Regions from separate parts of the Homo sapiens genome. Here region 2 is linked to region 1. Evidence: chromatin contacts called from ENCODE Hi-C or POLR2A ChIA-PET data. All regions are on one chromosome and are shown on one strand. The core of a region is the stretch at or near the end of the contact, and the rest is flanking DNA. Distances in the headings are between cores, read along the strand shown. Region 1 overlaps TODL (transcript overexpressed in dedifferentiated liposarcoma). Region 2 has its middle 61 kb from the start of TODL.

Region 1 (2,700 bases), core at 41-2,540:
GCATCACTGTGACTGGTTAACTTTATTATTTTTAGTAGAACAAGGTCTTACTATGTTGTCCAGGCTGGTCTTGAATTCCTGGGTTTAGGTGATCCTCCTGCCTCGGCCTCCAAAAGTGCTGGGATTACAGGCATGAGCCACCATGCCTGGCTCTGCTTGTGTATTATCATCTCATTTAATCTTTACAACCACCTTATAGGGTAGGTAGGTATTATTATTGTTGTTGTCTCTGTTTTACAGATGAGGAAACTGAGACTCAAAGAGCTTAAGTAATTTATTCTAAGTAAGTAGTGGAACCAGCTTCAAGCTGAGGCAGTCTGACTGAAGAGCCATCCGCTTATGCTATCACCCACATAGAGAACACCCACCTGCAGCAGAGAGAACGAGGCCAGCTCCCTAAAGGAGGCAGCCCCATGAGATGGAGGAAAGAAAGGGAATCCTACTAAGAGCTCCCCGTTTTCCTGTCATTTTGTTTTGTTTTGTTTTGTTTGACAGAGGCTAATGTGGCTTTCTGACACCAGAGACAGAAATATGCTCAGGAAAATAAAGGATGAAAAAGACATGGATGTTTCCTTCCAATAGCTCACAGGACAGTGGGGGAGACAGACAGACAAACAAGCAAACGGAAAGAAGACAGGAAGCACTAAGGGCTAAAGTAAAGCCACCTTTTAAATGCTGCGGGAGCACAAGGAAGGGGACTCAACACAGCATCAATTAGAGACATGTGTGTCTTCCACGTGTTGGGCACTGTGCTGGGTGCCCTGCGGTTGACTCTGTTAATATTTCAAGTAGAATGAAATAATTTGCGTCCTTTGCTTTTTGGGCCTTTATTGGTGCCTCTTCTGCAATGAATACAGGGTACCCTACAGTCTGCTAGGATTCAGTGTTGGTTCATCTGTGATGTGGCATTTCTTACTTATAGTTTAATTATGATTGTTCTATGCCAACAATGCTGCAGTGAGGTCTGCAAATGGGCTAGGGAAAGCATTTGTTAAAATATAAAAATGTAATTAAAAAAAGTCAGGGTTGTCTTTCCACTAGCCAAATTATATACTTGCTTACATTTTAGGTACTAACTTATTAAAGGGGGGTCCCAATTATGTCTCCCTTTCACAATGCAAGCATGCCTTTAGCCACAATTATTTGTTGTTGGAAAACTGCACACACAATTGCAGCCACAGTTGTCTAATTGTAGGCTGAAAATGAAGGGCAGGCAGTTAATTATTTCTCAGATGCCTGATGCTGCATGTCATTAGCTGGCTGTGGCACAGGTCATTGCACAAGGCGTTCTTCAGCTACGAAAGGTAAGAGCCTGGGTGACGCACTCCACTGGGTGTGGACTTGGAGAGTTAAACGCCCGCTCATCTCTGCCAGGGTGTGCTTTGCTCCGAAGAGAACTGACTTCCCTGTCAACCTTTCACTTAATACTAGCTTACCTATTCTCTCTGTCTTGCTTCTTTGTCTGTTCTGATTTCTTCAGGAATCATCTTGTCAGCTGAAGTGGATGTGCGCTTTTAAAAAAAACAAAAATCTTTATTCCAATTTAAATTGTTTTTTTCATTTCTGTCTTCCAGCTTTTCTCATATTAGAAAGATTGGAGAGAATTGTTTCTATGGAAGTGGTGAACATGGGACAGAAGTACTTCTCTCTTGATAAGACCAGCATGTGCAAACCAGGAAGAAAAAGTAAAATCTCCAATAATAGAGAGATAAATCAAACAGGAAAAAAAAAAGTCTGGGTCCGAAAAACACGTGCATTCCTGTAGCAGAGTTTATGCGAGTTTTTTTTTCTTTTTTTCTTTTTTGTGATGAGGTCACTATTACTCACATGGCTGTGTGGGATAGACAGAGAACATGCATAAATAACAAGAAAGCAAGCATTCTAATTTGCGCACCTTGTTTTTTTAAGAGTATAATCATTGGCTGGAATTAATAGGAGCAGCTCTGAATGAATAACTTACTCAGCATGTAAGTGAAATAACTGAGATTAGAATCCTGAATTGTTACCTTGGGCCTGGAGCATTTACCTCCTTCTCTACCTGCTTATCTCCATCTCCTCCAAGGTGTGTTAACCTCATGATAATCAATCACTTCCATGATCAACAATCTCGCTTCTTTTGAGATACTCTTAGGATTTCTGCTCTAAAAACTTAGACTACTGGGACTTGATTTTCTTTGCTTTTTTCTCAGAAATGTATCTCTTTCTTGTCCAGTTGCAGCAAAATCGAGTGTATGCGGAGTTAAACTCCTACAATTAAATGTGCCATTTCAGTTATGGTTTCTTATTCAGAGTTTTACTTTTTTGTGTCTAGATTTCATCTATTAGTTTTATAATCTTCATTGTACCCCCTTTGTGACATAAAAATTCTATTAAACCAGTTTTACAAACATTGGAAGGTTAGGAGCAATAAACATTGGTACAAAAGTCCCAATTGAAATTAAGGGTTTCTCATAAAACACTACCTTTTAAGGAAATATTGCCAAGTATAATATAATTGTCTTCACTGAATGTATCAATCAGAGTTCTTGATTGCAGACAACAGAGGCCACCCTAACTGTTGAGGCAGGAAGAGTTTTATTGAAGGAGTATTAGGTAGCTCACATCTAACACACATAAACTCACATACGAGTTGTTATGATAATTCAAACTCTCACATATACTGTCAAAAGAGTGAAAAGGCAACCCACAGAATGGGAAAAA
Region 2 (2,827 bases), core at 72-2,571, 44 kb after region 1:
ACGCAACTCTATGTAAGTGCCCTATCCAGACTTTACTATTGGTCAACCTGAGCAGGTTGCTTGACCTTTCTGAGCCTTGGTTTCCCCATCTGTAAAACAGACAAAATAACAGTACCTACTTCGAGGGTTGGCAGGAGGTTAAATGAGATCGTGAGTGTAAAATGCAAGGACGGTGCCCTGTGAATAGTAAGCCAGTGTTCTATAAAATGGCAGCTGTTATTACTAGCTGTTACAGTTATGGCTTGGCTTTATAAAACAAGTAAAGCCTATACTTTTTAATACTCTGTTGAGGAGCTTGATTTGCCTAGACACGCATTTTGTAAATGGTGGGCAATTATGAAAAAGAGAAGCAAGATTCATAATAGATTATTTGTTACATTTTAATACAAATGTCATTATGATTCTTTTTGGTTGCACCATCTGAAGTAGGCATATCTGATATGGAATTTCTAATTACATGTTTTGTGCAAGAGAGAATCATTTATAAGTTCACACCCTGACACACCCATGCCCCTGGAGAAAACTTCAAATTTTGTGCGATGTCTTGGGCATTGGGACAGACAACTTCATTCAAGTTATTATTTGGTAAATTCTTGTTCTGTTTCCTGAGTAGTAGGATGAGGGATACAAATGAATAATTCAGAAGCAAACACTGAGGAATGTCTGATTTGCATAGGCTCGTAAATGAGCCTCCTAAACTGGGTTTTAAAAGAAAAAAAAAAGTGCTCTCGGATAGTTCTCAGGCCAAGTGAGGTCCCAGCGTGTTTGGTCGGCAGCTCTGCTGTCCACCCCACCAGGACCCGATATACTGTATTCTATTATTTAATTATCCTGGTTGGAAGGGGACATATATAATTTAGCCCTGGGAGCTTTAAAAAAATTCTTGACAATTAATAAATAGAATAGTCTTTTGTGTGATTTTAAAGTCACCGGAGGGCAGACATAAATTGTCAACTTACCTAAAAGAGAAACACTTGCCTTTTCTAGAGAGGCTCACATTGTCTTCCAGGGAGTGCATCATCCATAATTTAGCATAACTGCCTTGAAAATAAGTCTATAATCCTTAAATAACTCCGTGGGTCTCTTGCCTGGAGTCTTCCTTTCAACTTCTTTCATAGAAGAATTTATAATCAAATAATAACACTGATTTTAAAACAAGCAACCATACACACATCACTCAAGAACTTACTTAAGGTTTTGGGGGAGCCATTTCATTCACCAATCAAAATGAAGCAGCAACAACAGCAAAAGTCATCATGGTAAAACTTTAACTGAGGAGAGCACCTAAGGACTCGGTGACTCAGTGTTAAATGGATGGGAAGTCAGGTCATTTCCAATTATTGTGGCCTTTTACTTCCTGTTTCTCAGGATCAAATGAGAAAGGAGTGAGTCAGGAGGTGGGCATGATAACCCTGTATATCTCTGTGGCAGGGTGCCCTATTGTGCCTCAATGCCATTCAGACAGGAGCTGTTTATAGATGGTGACTCCTTCAGGTAACTGCTTGCAGAAGTGAATGCTTGGGAGAGTTCGGTTTTTGAGCAGAAGAAGAGAAGAATTTTGTGTCTGGCCTGGGAGAGAGATGGTGGAGGGCGGATAAAGAAAATAGAAGGGGAAGGCATAAAGTCCCATCTATTTTGCTCCCCCTCCCCACCCCCCAACACTCATACAGGTTCACACTGGCTGGAGGGGTTTCTCCAGAGCCCAAACCAAAGCACCTAGTTTGCAAGCTTGCAGCTTTGGGAATCTAGACGACATGCGCAGCATTGGGTGGTGATAGGGCCAGTCTTCCCACCTCTACCTTGCTTCCAAAGGCAAGGCGGCTTTTGTATTTAGACTCAGGGCAGCCACAAGCATTCCTTCTTAAGTAGCCCATCATTATAATTCAGCACGAATGTCAGTGTGACTTGTTGCCACTCACAGGCTGCGTCTGGTGAGGTCTGGGCTATTTTGGTTTTAGAAATAATTTATAAATCATTTAGAAATATTTATAAATGACTTTAATGTACATTACACTATCTCATTTAATCCTCCCAATGACCTTAAGGAGAGTACTACTGAAGAGACAGGGACTCAATGGCCTTTTTTTTTTTTTTGAGCTGGGGTCTTGCTCCGTCACTCAGACTGGAGTGCAGTGGCGCGATCTCAGCTCACTGCAACCTCCACCTCCCGGGTTCAAGCAATTCGCCTGCCTCAGTCTCCCAAGTAGCTGGGACTACAGTCGTGTACCACCACGCCCAGCTAATTTTTGTATATTTTTAGTAGAGATGTTGGCTAGGCTGGTCTTGAACTCCTGACCTCAAGTGATCCACTCGCCTCGGCCTCCCATCGTGCTGAGATTATAGGCATGAGCCATCGCGCCTGGCCTGGTTATAAGTCTCAGGGTGACAGAGGTGGTGTGGGCTGAGCTGGGGCAGGGACTCAGGTCCTCCAGGAGACCTGCACGTAACAGGTGACCAGTGCACCCTAAAGCCACCTGATGAGCACCGCCTCGTGCCACAAGAACACTTTCTAGCCAGTGTTTTACATATTTCTTGGATCTCTGGGAATTGCCAGTAGACAGAGTATGATGCTGCGTATTGGTGATTATGAATGCTGTTGGCCATGGGTGTTAGATGTCATCATGTGCCAGGCCCCTGAAGAACACAATCTGTTCACATAGTTCCTCTAAAACTTCGTTTTCAAAACAGGTCTCATCTTTCCTTACTTCTGCCAGCGTTCTCATTCTTGATTTTACATTTGGAGAACAGAGAATCTAGACAAAATTAAGAAGAAATTGAACATTGAAAAAAAATCAATAAAATAAAATCCTGAACCCAAGAATGATCA

The links. A loop is a pair of places that touch in the nucleus more often than their neighbours do. ChIA-PET counts read pairs that join two places held with the same protein, here RNA polymerase II (POLR2A). Pooled maps may share reads with other maps.
Region 2: a map of endothelial cell of umbilical vein shows a loop between it and region 1 (5-fold over the local background). The contact joins two enhancer-like sites. A Hi-C loop is called at or near these places in 5 of 168 maps with a recorded cell type or tissue (Calu3, MCF 10A, PC-3 and 2 more) and 2 of 50 pooled maps. POLR2A ChIA-PET finds 5 or more read pairs at or near these places in 2 of 52 experiments (MCF 10A and PC-9).

What each region holds. Positions count from the first base shown.
Region 1 is chr12:69,023,286-69,025,985 of GRCh38, forward strand. TODL (transcript overexpressed in dedifferentiated liposarcoma) reads left to right here. Exons shown (of 3, transcript XR_001749099.2): 3 at 1,575-2,046. Among named protein-coding and RNA genes, the nearest start is that of TODL, 17 kb to the left of the region's middle. RefSeq lists an enhancer at 873-2,072. Within about 2 kb of position 1,291, at least 6 of the 41 ENCODE cell types and tissues checked have a DNase peak (open chromatin) inside an H3K27ac peak, as active enhancers do; they include PC-3, where a contact is called at or near this core.
Region 2 is chr12:69,067,255-69,070,081 of GRCh38, forward strand. No RefSeq gene overlaps it. Among named protein-coding and RNA genes, the nearest start is that of TODL, 61 kb to the left of the region's middle. RefSeq lists an enhancer at 609-1,808. Within about 2 kb of position 1,322, at least 4 of the 41 ENCODE cell types and tissues checked have a DNase peak (open chromatin) inside an H3K27ac peak, as active enhancers do; they include PC-3, where a contact is called at or near this core.